2 separate regions of the Mus musculus genome follow, and region 2 is linked to region 1. Evidence: chromatin contacts called from ENCODE Hi-C or POLR2A ChIA-PET data. All regions are on one chromosome and are shown on one strand. Each heading gives the region's core, a stretch centred on a gene start or an enhancer-like site at or near the end of the contact. The rest is flanking DNA. Distances are from core to core; before and after follow the strand shown.

What was found. Hi-C counts contacts between places; a loop is a spot of excess contacts on that map. ChIA-PET counts read pairs that join two places held with the same protein, here RNA polymerase II (POLR2A).
Region 2: a loop to region 1 is called in a map of heart, with 2.3 times the contacts of the local background. The contact joins the promoter of Srsf2 here to the enhancer-like site in region 1. A Hi-C loop is called at or near these places in 1 of 37 maps with a recorded cell type or tissue (heart). POLR2A ChIA-PET finds 5 or more read pairs at or near these places in 2 of 5 experiments (Patski and embryonic stem cell).

Annotation. Positions count from the first base shown.
Region 1 is chr11:116,804,712-116,811,132 of GRCm38, forward strand. The region is part of intron 3 of Mxra7 (matrix-remodelling associated 7); the gene reads right to left. Among named protein-coding and RNA genes, the nearest start is that of Mxra7, 20 kb to the right of the region's middle. Within about 2 kb of position 3,063, at least 2 of the 3 ENCODE cell types and tissues checked have a DNase peak (open chromatin) inside an H3K27ac peak, as active enhancers do; they include heart, where a contact is called at or near this core.
Region 2 is chr11:116,849,565-116,855,985 of GRCm38, forward strand. Srsf2 (serine and arginine-rich splicing factor 2) reads right to left here and starts at 3,530. Exons shown (of 3, transcript NM_011358.2): 1 at 3,004-3,530; 2 at 2,457-2,767; 3 at 333-1,397. The coding sequence starts at 3,365. The coding sequence ends at 2,464. It overlaps Mfsd11 (major facilitator superfamily domain containing 11), which reads left to right and starts at 4,436. Exons shown (of 13, transcript NM_178620.4): 1 at 4,436-4,609; 2 at 5,079-5,134. The coding sequence starts at 4,514. Mettl23 (methyltransferase like 23) reads left to right here. Exons shown (of 5, transcript NM_028865.3): 5 at 1-176.

The DNA of each region.
Region 1 (6,421 bases), core at 1,813-4,312:
GCGGGGCGGAGCAGAGCCGGCCTGTGCTAATGGCCAGGTGCAGACTCTCCTCTTTTCTAACGACTTGTGCTTTTCTGTGTAAGCTCCACTTAAAACGCAGGAGGCAGTTGGCACTAATACACTCAGTCCTGAAACCCTTGTCACTTTCTGCTTGGGCCTATTATAGCTGATCTGCATGTCACAGTGGAGCAAGGAAGAAGGACACCCTACCACCACCACCACCACTATGTCCTTAAAGTAGCTTGAGGTGCTGAGAAAGAGGAATGAACCAGAAGGGAAGGAAATGGAGGCATACAGATGTGCACATACAGATGTGCAGGCCAGAGTGCAGGGCAGTGGGGAGGGTAGGTTGAAATCTAGCCCCTGGGTTCTGCTGCCTAGAGAGAGGAACATTTCCTCATGTGCTCAAAGCAAGTGTGGATGCAGATGCCTCCGTGTTGGCCCCATGGTTTCCATGGCTGCTTTGTGGTTTGTGAGACTCTGGCCACACCATCTGACCAGCGCAGAAGGACTCCCATCGCTAATATCAAGGGTGGGCTGAGCAGCTGAAGCCAGGGACAATGTGCCCTGTGAGCAGCATAGATTCTGCAGTTCCTGCCCCCATTCATGACATACTATTGCTTTGGGACCTAGAGAGAACTGAAGCCATGGAGCCACAGTACAGCTCAGATCTCTAGCTGTGCCTTAGGTCCGTCATAACTGAGCATGTCTCCACAAAGCTTTTGCCAACTGGATTATCTGGAGGGGTGGTCCTGATGTGTCAGGTCTTAGGCTATGGTTTTCACTTTGTAAAATCCTGGCTATCCTAGAACTTGCTTTGCAGACCAGGCTGGCCTCAAACTTGCAGAGATCACCTGCCTCTGCCTCTGCTTCTGCCTCTGGAGTGCCGGGATCAAAGGCAGGTGCCAGCATGCTAGTGTGCCAGGCTCTTGTGCTTTCAATGACATTCCTTCTGCTGTGAGTTCTCACCTCCACCCTCCACCCTCCACTCAATCAATGGTTTTCTGTCCACAGTGGCTTCTAGCAGTTGGATTAACAGATGTCCCGATTCCTACCCTCCTTTCTCTGGACAAACTAGGTCTGTCATCAGTTCTGCTGTAAACGGAAGAGGGGCCATGTAGGCTGCACTCTGAACCCTACTATGTGAAGAATGGGTATGGTGAACAGAGAGGATGCCCCCCCAGAGCCGTGGATGAAATCACTGTCAGGTGCATGGTTAGCACAGTCCCTTAATGAATGTCCGTAAGGTTTTGGCAGCCATGATGGCTGTGTATTTATAATAATAATAATAATTGTTATTATTATTATTATTACCATTATTAATTTTTAGAGTTCATTTTGGAGGCAGGGTTGTTGAGACAGGGTCTAACTATGTAGACTTTGCTAGCCTGGAATTCGCTACGTAAAATCTGCCTGCAGATACTGCGATCACAGCTGATGCTACCAGTACCCCCTACTTATAGGGCCATGGCATTTATTTATTTATCCTTATTTTTATGTGTATGGGAGTTTCACCTACACGCATGTATATGTATCATGTGTTTGCCTGGGGCCCTCGGAGGTCAGAAGAGGGAACTGGATCCCCTGAGGCTAGAATTACGGATGGCTGTGAATCATCATCTGGATGCTGGGAACTGAGCCCATCTCCTCTGCAAGAACAAATGCTCTGGGCCCAAGAGCCATGTCTCCAGCCCTGGGATGTGTATTTTCAATCAGGTGTGCATAGGGCTCCATACTCTGCTGGGATTGTCCAAGACATCAAAATGAGGGAAGGCTTAAACTTATGCCCATTGTTTCTAAAGATTTAAAAAAAAAAAAGAAAAGAAAGAAAAAAAGCAAACTGAAGAAACACACGGTAACCAAGGTTCTCTACTCGATGTTTATTGGCCTGAACACAGGCTGAACACAGGGAGCCAAGCCGCCAGCAGTGCCAGGGCCTTGCTGCCCACAAGCCATGCTCAGGTTCCACACAAGCCTAGCTAACCATATCCAGAGGAAATCGCTATTCTATGTGGAGGAGATCCCAGCATAGGCAGGGACTTGGCTATTGCTGTTTAGGGACAGTTGAGTGTGACTGTTGGTCATGTGGCTCTGTGTCTAGCTAAGGCAGTGTGTGTGTGTGCACAGTTTGTGTGTGTACAGCTGCTTTGTCGTCTGTTCAGCCCTAAGCCCGGAACCCGAGTTATCAGGGAGGAGACCGTCGGGAATACACGGCTTAGGAGTTGATGCTGGACATTTTCCAGGCTTCTGTTAAATAGGAAGTCTTCTTAAAAAAAAAACAAAAAAAAACAAAAAAAAACTAGTGCTTTAGAAAAAAACGTTTTCACCAACAAGTCTATGACTTCCAAGTCATTTGGTATAAATACTATCAAATATAAAATTCTAAAAAAACCTAACCTGGGAACGGTGAGTGAGTATCTGCTGAGGTTCTAAGCCATCTAGAAAAAAAAAAAACTTAGAAAATGCACGGCCCAGAAGTCTCCTGGAGGCTAATACTGTCATTGCTTCTGCACGCAGAAGTGGAGACTGGGCTGAGCCGGTAAGAACACTACTGGGAAGGCTTCTTAGTATTGAGAGGGTTGGACCCGAGACTCCTGTGGTGGGGGTGGGAGCACAAAACGGAGGCCCTATTAAAGCTAATGCCTGACATGAGTCATTCCGGCCTGAGAGGAAAGTGCCCCAGCCCCACATGTGTGTGTGTGTGTGTGTGTGTGTGTGTGTGTGTGAGTGTGTGTGTGTGAGTGTGTGTGTGTGAGTGTGTGTGTGTGTGTGAGTGTGTGTGAGTGTGTGTGTGTGTGTGTGTGTGTGTGTGTGTGTGTGTGTGAGTGTGTGTGTGTGTGTGTGTGTGTGTGTGTGTGTGAGTGTGGGTGACCACCCGTGAGTACCAGTGGACTTCACTTCCTTTGTCTATTACTTCTCAAATCTGGTGGTTTGGCTTCAGTGAGAACAAAAACACAGAGGGATTGTGGGAACAGGGTGTGGGGGGGGGGCACAAAGGCTGTGGGGAGCAAACATGGCTGGTAAGAAAAGCTCAAAGCCTGAGCCCATACTGCTGGCAAGCTTCCTCCTCTGAGGAGGACAGAGACAAGGCCATGCCCAGGATCTTGCTAGCCCAGGGACGCACCCCAGCCTGCATTGGCTCCTCGGGGGGGGGGGGGTGTTTTTGTTTTTTTTTTAAATCTCTCAAGCTTTTAGGATGTCAAAAGGAAGGAAAGCTTTCAGGAAGAGGCTAAGGACACCTTCATTATTCTTCAGTTCTGTAAAGAGAAACAGGGAGAGAGAGATCATGTATTTTGTTCAGTCGATTTCAGAAGCAGCACAGGACAGGAGGGTGGGCACAGGGACGAGAAGGAAGATGTTTGGAATTGCAGAGGCCATGGTAGGCTCTGCTGCTTTCTTAGACCAGCAGTTTGCTCCTCATATGTTGCAGGGACACAGCTCTGTTAGTCCCCCCCCACAGCCAAAGCCAGCTGTCCCTCTGCCACTTTCAGCTTCTGAGAAACAGAGACGATGTTCAGTGAGCTTGCTAAGCCTTGGCTGTGTGGTCACACTGATGGAATTCCTATTGCCTTAGATAATTTTTTTTTTTTTTTTTTTTTTTTTGCTTCCTGCTGCCTGGGTCTTCGTCTGCTGTGAGGGCTCTGAACCTAACCCTGCAGGTTCCCCAGAAGGGCCAAAAGCCTGGCCAACTCTCTGACTCTCTGAAGGCCCGAGGTCTGATTGTGTGCCTTTGGCGCCCTCTCCTGGAAGCTGGAGTTATTGCATGCTTTCAGCCGTTATGCAGGAAGAGCCTGAACTCTTAAGGTAAGGCTGGGGGTGGGGGTCCCCACTTTTCTAACTGCCCTAACATGTCATACAAAACCCTCTTCTTGGGTCCTGTCTATTTCCATGAGTGAAAAGATAACAGACCTACAGACAGTCAGGCACAGCAGTGAGGGGCCTGGCCCGGGCTGGCAGCACAAGCTTAGTGTACAAGCTGGGTTCCTCTCTCTCTCTGGGACCAGCAGGTGGGATATCCTGCTAAAAAGCAAAGCCAGCCAGGCTTCTTGGCCTGGGAGAGCAAAAGTCTGCCATCCAATGAGCCCAGGCACACTGAGGGAAGCTTCGGAGAGCGGCAGGGTCAGAGCCAATGTGGGGAGCAGGGGAGGAGTGTGCGTGCCCACCCAGAGGGAATTTAAAAAGGTTAGCGTGCAGAGCAGCAGAGATTTAAGCGGTTACTGCCTTCTCACTTCCCAGGCTCTGGACAGGAGTTTTGTCTGAGCAGATCCAGGGGCAGAAAGTCTCAGTTGGGATGGTAGGAGAACCCATTTGGGGCATCCAGCTTGCTCAGTGCTGCTCCCTGAGGAGTGTGATCAAGCCTGAGGAGAACAGAGCAGAGCGCTGCCGCAGAGCTGGGCCCTAGGCGCAGCTGCGGTGGCCCAGCTAATGATTCAAAGTGAGAGGGAGAGAGTGCACCATTTACCTGCTAACAAGGTGCTTGCTTGCCTGTTTATCAGCCTAGAAGCAGAAAGAGGCATTGTGCTGGTAGGGACAGGTCTGACGGGCAGCCTGCCAGCTTGAGAGAGTGGTTCATTAGTTTGATGGTAATGTAGATGAACGGTTTCATTATTATTATTATTATCAATTACATTTGTATTTGTTTTGTGTGCATGTGGAACTTGGGGGACAATCCATACCACTTGGTTCTCCCCTTTTATCGAACTAGTCTGAGGCTCAGACTCAGGGCGGCAGGCCTGAGCAGGGTTGGCAGCAGGCACCTTTGTTCTCTGAGCTAGCAAATACACTGGTGCTATTTTTCAGGGGACAGTTCTAGAGCCGTTCCCCAAATCCCGTTGGGTCCAGATCTGTCATGTAGCTATCGTTTTTCTAAAAGCCAGAGACAGAAGGGTGAAGCCAACCTGAGCAGCCTCTGCAACCCCCAGCATCAGATGTGGCACAGAGGTGTGGTCAGGGGATGCCCCTCCGGCTGGGCCTGCGTGCAGGGCTGGGAGGGAGCAAGCAGATGTCAGGTGAGATGGGCGTGGGAGAGCCACAGGAAGCATGCTGGGTTGGGGCAATGGAATGAAATGAACTCAGGCCCTGCTGGGACCTCAACCAGTCCCTCCTGCACACAGTGAGGACTTCTCTGTGCAGAGGGCGAGTCAGGGACTCCTTCTTCACTCGGAGCAGCTCCTTGGCACACTCTGCAGCTCACAGAACAGCCTTGAGTGTCAACAGCAGAGCGAGTCATGGGTGGTCTAGAGACTCCCAAAGACTTGGAGAAGAAGGTCCTCAGGCAGTGGGGAGTCTGCTGTCTTTGTAAATGACATAGAAGCGACTTTGCCTTTTCATTTCTTGGCCTCAGCTCTGACAGGGGACAGTGGCAGACCCCAAACTCGAGATCTAACTGCTTTCCTGTATGACAGCCCCTCAAGGCCTACAGTGCATTAACCTGAGTGGATAGAATGGGGCCATGGTGCTGCCAAGCTCCCATCCCCAGGGGTCTTTAGGATGGCAGGGTGTCCTGCCCTCTCTCTCCTCTCCAGCCAGGGCTGGATCTGTGGCAACACCTCAGCTCTGACGCTGGAGTTCCAAAACAGCCTCAGAAAAATGACCCTGTCTGCCCTCTGGATTAACACCAGCATGGGGTGGACCACAGGAGGCCCTAGCCTTGGTCTGCAGGCCCAGCTCTGAAGATCAACAGCCCTGCACCATGGGAGGGAGTGCAGGCCTTCTCGGGGTTTCTGTCCTGCATTGTACAGCCAACTGCCTCTCCTCTGGGTGAGACAAAGCCACATCGGGCACCTCACAAGATGTATGCACATCCCCATAGCAGCCCGGGGCTCAGGGAGGATGGTCCCCACTTAATCATACTAGCACCTATACCAGCAGACCTTGGGGAACCCTGGGAAAGGTTCTTTATGTGTCTGGGAGTCCTCGTGCACAGGAAGAACAAGATGGGTTCAGAGGAGACGAAATGCATTCATTGGTTATGGAGGCGTTGGAGGAGGGGTTTAGACCACGTCAGTGGCGCTGGGGGACACACAGCAGACAATGTAAGGAAAGCACTGCTAGTCTACGAAACCAACCTCCTTACCACAAGGGTTTGCAAGAACATTTGTGGCCCGGGACTAGGGGACTCGCTACAGGGAGGTGAGGTCAGAGGTCAGCTCAATCCTGAAATATAAAGGTGGCAAACGGGGTCACAACGAGAGGCAATGTCCTCATACAAAGAGTCAGGGGCTCCCATAGCAAGGGCTTCTTCCCGTCTGTGTACACCGACATCCCTCTGCACCCAGAGGTTACACTCAGCATCTTGATAGGGAGACAGGATCTTGCACACAGGGTTGTTGTGATACTGGAGGGATACTGGTGGCCCTGGAAGCAGCCTAGGGAGGTGGGCTGAGCTGTGGGTCAGCTCATGAATCGGTCTAGTCCCCAC
Region 2 (6,421 bases), core at 2,280-4,779, 45 kb after region 1:
ACCTCAATATGTTCTGGGACAGTGTCAAAATGGAATAACCTGGCATAAAGCTGAATTATCTGAGGAAACTCAATGGGTATGAAGATGATCAATTCTGTAAGCCTTGTGGCTGTGCTGTCATGCCTAGGATAGCATTCAACATAACTTTAACAAAATTAAACATTCAAAAAGGCTTAGACTACTCCCAATCATTAAAGTAGGACCACACTGACACTGAAGTACCTACCAGTAAAAAGCAGTCCAACCCACATTTTATACCTTAAGGCTGTTAACATTCAAAGTAAATAATTGTATAGGTCTTGGATTAAAATGAGGGAAACAAAAGACCAGGACACATTCTCAAAAAAGCTAACACCAAGAAAACACTTTAATCAAACTACAGAAACAATGGTTATAGTACAGAATATCCATAAGCAAAAGATACACCATGTTTTAAGTACTTACAAAGTTACAAACCATTTGCTTCCTTAACATTTTGATTTTTTTTTTAAAAGTTCACAACACAAGGATGATCAGATTTACCATTTTGCATTTTTTGAGGGAAGGGGGGTATATTTATCATCAGCTAGATGTGCTCACTGTATGCTCCATTATTTATATGCAAGGCCCGGGTGACTGGAAGTGCAGTTGTCAGGCATTTTAATAAACTGGACAGCCATTTGTTTCTGCACGACAAGGCATCTTTACACAGGAGCAATCAGGAGAAAACAGGAAACAGCCAAGCACTCTGCACTGCAACACGCCACCTTAACAGCTAACCAGCATTACTCAACTGCTACACAACTGCGCCTAGTGCACAAAAATACATAAGAGAAGAGATTAGAATTGTGTTGGGTAAACAATCCTTTAAAAAAAAAATTAAGTCTTTTCACCTGAAAAGTCTTTATACAAATTTGGGTTCAGATTATCATATAGACCTGAAGGTAAATAACATATATGAACAAATTACACCAACTTTCATAGGTTTTTAATTATTAAGAAGTGAAGGCAATGTTGAGTCATTCTGCTGACAGCTTTAGGCTGTATGTAATGGCTGTACATGTTTCCTTATTAAGTCAGGAGGCCACAAATTAGGTTACCAATCTGTTTAATTTCAAACAAAAAAGTCAGCACTATAAACAAAAATGAAATTTTACCTCAAATATCCAATCCAATAATGAAATCTGAAGTCGCTCACCTCACTAAATTACAAGAAATTTGAATAACAGCAACAAAATGGCACATAAAATGAAGTTTGCCACCTGAGGCAGATTAAAACAAGTAAAAAGTTAGACAAATGTTACAAAATAACCTTTTTAATAGCCAGTTGCTTGTTCCAAGGACTCTTCCATGGACCGATGGACTGAGTTTGTGGTCCTTTCCCCCAATGTCCTCTGTTAAGCCGCTTGCCGATTCATCTAGGTTTGAAAAGAAAGAGGTTCAGCTTACTTTCCACTACTAAAAAGGTTCCAAAGTGCACATGGTTTCATTATCAGGCATGTACTTACTAAGGCTCTGGTGAAACAAGTAGGTTACAGAAGGTTCCACCTGGCCATTATCAGTTTTTTTAAAGGCCCAAATGGGAGTTTTTCCAAAGGGTACCACCAGCATGTTCGGATATATGTGATTCTTGGCCAAATAACCAAGACCAAAAAAAAAAAAAAAAAAAAAAAAAAAAGAAAGAAAGAAAAAAGGGGGAAAAAAAAGGAGGCAAGGGAGGGTTAAAAGAAAAAAAAGGTAGGGGGGCAGGGTGGGGCTGTTTCCAAACAAAAACTTGCTATCAGAAATTAGTCTACACTTTGTAAGATGTTTGAAAATGAAACGTTTGGCAGTTGAGGATGTTCTTAATCAGCTACTTAGGGCCCTTTCCTTTAAAAAGAAAAATAGGACCAAACAATTTAGAGTTAAAGACACACTATCCTTTCCCCACCCGGTGCGGATCAATACCTGTAACTTTCTTTTGGGGTTCCAAAAGTTCATTGCTTCTTAATTGCAATTCCTTTGCCACATCCATTAGAGTAAGAAGTCCCAGTCAGCACAACAACAGTTGCACTGAATGTTTTTCTCTATGAGGATAGTGCATCTTTAACATTTAAAGACAAACCTGCTCCAATACACGCCCACAGAAACTGGTCCCTGGAGGATCAGCCAAATCAGTTAAAATCTGCAATACTGGCCAATATTCTTTGATAAAACAGGAGACCGCAGCTTTAAAGGGGGAAAATGCAGACGTTGGATAAAAACAGCAAGAAATAGTCATTTTCATTAATAGGTCTCAAACAGCATGAAACAGCCATTACTATCTAAGCTTTACACAATCCTCTCTGCAGACCCCTCTTCAGCATCACTCCCAAAGCTGAGTAACTTCAGAGCAGTAGTACTCTTAACACCAGGAGTCTTTATGCTAACAAGGCTCAAAAAACCTACTCCATACCCCACGGGAGTTAGGGCGTGTCTCAGATTCCCGCAGACATTACCATTTTCTTAGGAAGAAACTGCTCCCTCTTCTTCTGGAGACTTGGGTGGGCTCTTGGACCGCGACCTAGACTTGGACTCTCGCTTCGACACGGGCGGAGGGCTTCTCGATCGCGACCTGGACCTTGACCTCGAGCGGGATCTGGAGACGGAGGAGGACTTGGACTTGGATCTTCGGGCAGATCTGGACTTGGAGGTTGATCTGGAGCGCGAGCGAGTGCGGGACCGAGACTTGGAGCGGCTGTAGCGGGAGCGGCTTCGCGACCTGGACCGACTCCGGCTTCGAGATCGGCTGCGCCGGCGTCGCCGAGGGCTGCGAGTGGGACGTGAACGAAGCGACAGGGTGAGCTTGCAGGCCGCCGGTCCCGCCCCGCCCGCCCCGCCGCCATTATCTGGCTGCCAGGCGCCATTTCCCTTGCCGCGAGGCGGGGTCTCGCACGGAGTGGCCCGGCCCTGCTGCCACCCCGGCCGCGAGGGAGGGGCTGGCTCCACGTGCTCCGCGTACCTTTGTGCCCGTCCGCCTCCCGCTCCGCCCCGGGCCCCGCTCACCTGCGGCTCCGCCGCCCGTAGCCGCCGCCGCCGTACCGACGGGGTGGCGGGCCCCGGCGGCTGTGGTGCGAGTCGGGCGGGCGGCCGTAGCGCGCCATCTGCACCCGCAGCTCGCGGCCGTCGAGCACCGCCCCGTCCATGGCGTCCATGGCGTCTTCGGCGTCGCGCTTGTCGTGGAACCGGACGAAGGCGAAGCCCCGGGACTCCTTGGTGTAGCGGTCCCGCGGAATGTACACGTCGCCGACGCGCCCGTATTTCTCGAAGACGCGCCTCAGGGTGTCGGGCGAGGTGCGGTAGGTCAGGTTGTCCACCTTGAGGGAGGTCATGCCCTCCACATCGGGAGGCGGGCGGCCGTAGCTCATGGCTGCGAAGCGGCGCCGAGACCCTAACGCCCCGGACAGGCCCTCGCTCTCCGGAAACGCAGCTCCGTCAGGCGCTCGGTAGCTACAGTCCTCGTGGGTAGGGAGGGAGCCGCAAGGCCGCCGCAGAGCACCCGAACCTGACGGACGCCTGAGCAGCAACTAAGCGAGCGGGCGGGCCCCAGCGCGCATTTATACCCACCCTTACAAAATGGCGCCCGCGCCACCCGGAAATGAATCTCCTGATTGGCCCATTCGGCCGTGTTGCGTAACGTCGCCGCCGCGCGCCCCGCCCCTCCCAGGTGCGCCTGCGCACCGCGCGGCGGGCGGGCGGAAAGCGCGCAGTCACTGCGGTGGGGCGGGGGAGCAGCCAGAGAAGGCAGTTAGAAAGCCCGCCAAATGCTCTACCGTGGGTGCGTCCGCGAGAGCGCGGGGAAGGGGAAGAACGAGGCTCTATGGAGGGAGAAAGAGGAAGCGCGCCCCACCAGAGCCCCGCCCCTTCCCCACGCCAATGCCCGGGCTCCACGCGCCGTTCCGCCCAGCCTTCAGTCCCGCCTGTCAGAGCCGGTTCTTGCGCTCTCTTTTGCCTCTCTGTGTCCCGGGGCCACCTCACGTTCCCCTCTCCCGCCGCTCCTGACTGAGGCTCGCTGCCTTGGTTTCACTTCTCGGGGCCTTTGCTCTCTACGAAGGGACGGGTAGTGTAGACCTAAAGTACGCGCTAGCCACAGCGTGCGGCCGTACCCTCCCCTCCCCCCACGGGGCGCCGGGACTACATTTCCCGGCGGGCGCTGCGACCAGACTCTGGTCAGCTGACCGGTCTCGTGATCTGCTGTGAGTCAGGCCGGGAGGGCGGGCCCCAGCAGCTGCTACTGCTCGTCCTTGCCCCGGATCCCGTTCCCTGCAACTGGAGTTGCGGCGGGTAGACCCCGGGTCTCCTCTGCACTCGGTCGCGTCCCCGGAGGGTCCCGACTGTACCGGTGGGGAGAGATTTCCCTTAAACCCACGATTCCCATCCCAAGATTGGAAATCGGCAGTCTGGCTTCGTGGTTCTCTCATCTGGTTTCTTCCCTCAGGGCTGTCAGGGGGTTCGACTGGAGGAGAAGAGGTGACTGTCCTGGGCCGCTGCTGGCCTCTGAGCAAGCGGAGCCAAAATGTCCCCGGAGTCTAAAAAGCTTTTCAACATCGTTATTTTAGGAGTTGCCTTTATGTTTATGTTCACCGCCTTTCAGACTTGTGGAAATGTGGCGGTGAGTTGGAATCTGTACTCCTTCCTTTGAATGCCCGTCTGAATGCATTCCAGCTGTGACAATAAACGTTTATGTCCGCTACCACGCCAAGATTGCACCTCCTGTTTTTCAGCCTACCCTTTCTCGTTTTCTTAATTTTGTGTATCAGATATTTCGCGTTTACGTGGTGTTAAACACTTTCGTTTAATACTCAGATGCGGCTTGCAATTTGAGTATGGACCATAGTTACTTTAATTTTTGTGAATGTTAAACTCTGTATTTAGTGCTTGGGTGGCTTGTGGGTACAGTTGATTATCTGTTTCCCCATCTCGAGTATATCTTCTGCGGCAATTGAGTCGGTTTTTTTCTCCTCTCATGGTGGGCTTGGGTGAGAGGTGTGGATCATAACATTTTTTTTGAGTATTTAGACTTTCCTGCGGGGAGGGAGATGGCAAGACATTTTTGTTGATTAGTTTTATCTTCCACACAGCAAACTGTCATCAGGAGCTTAAATAGCACAGATTTTCATGGCAGTGGATATACCAGGTATTGTACTGTGTGCATGACTTTATTTTGCATGTCATAGTTCCATCCATCTCAGGAAAACCAGCAATAACATGTTGTAACTGAAGAGTAGCCATGATTGTGTCAAATCTGTCTCTCTTTTTCTGAGGTTTGAGCCACCCAGGTAGATCAGTAGATACAGACCCATACCTCCCAGAGTACGTGGATTAATCCTCAGAACCTACGTGGTGGAAGAAGAGAACCAGCTCCTGCAGGTTTTCATGTGTCTTCCACGCAGGAGAACACTCTCCTACCATACAAACATAAATTTTAAAATGTAGTAATAAAGTTACAGAGCAGGCATGGGGGTGCATGCCGTGAATCCCAAAATAAATAAGCGTGATGGTAAATTCTTTTACGATGATGACTAAAGGTCTTCTGTAGAATTAGGAGGCTTTGGGATTGAAAGCCTGGCTTCAGAACTGGGATGCTTTGCTACGTTCAGCAAGTTAGCTCTGTGACCCCAGGTTCTTTACTAAGATCATGGCTATGCAGGCAGTATAGTGCTTCTGGCTCAATATGCATGCAAGTCTTGTCAAAATCATGTTCTAATCCTGAACAGTGCTGTAGTTGTTGAAACATTGGATTTTTGAGGCTTTGTAATCTCATTCTCAATTTATAATTTCATCAGAAGCTTTAAGATTTTTATGCTGAAGCTGGGCGTGGTGGCGCACGCCTTTAATGCCAGCACTCGGAGGCAGAGGCGGCGGATTTCTGAGTTTGAGGCCAGCCTGGTCTACAAAGTGAGTTCCAGGACAGCCAAGGCTATACAGAGAAACCCTTTCTCGAAAAACAACAAAAAGAAAAAAAAAAAAAAAAAAAACAAAGATTTTTATGCTGAAGCTGAGCAGTAGTGACGCACGTCTTTAATTCCAGCACTTGGGAGGCAGAGGCAGGTGAATTTCTGAGTTCAAGGCCAGCCTGGTCTACAGAGTAAGTTCCAGGACAGCCAGGGCTATACAGAGAAACCCTGTCTCAAAAAAACAAAACAAAACAAAAAAAGATTTTTATGCTGTTTAGACATAGAAAATGAAAACTTCACAGGTCTGTAGTACTTTGGATTTGTAGCTGGAAATGTACTAAATACATGCACATATACAACCTCTCTCCCTCCAATTGCCTCCTCTCTTGTCTGGCGTGGAGCTTGTAGCATAATACAAGATAACCTTGAACTTCAGGTATCTACACCTCCCTAGTGATAAACTTAGAAACCTGTAGCATCAGGCCTGGCTTCAGGGTTTCCTTTTTTCTCTTTCCTCCTCTTTCCAA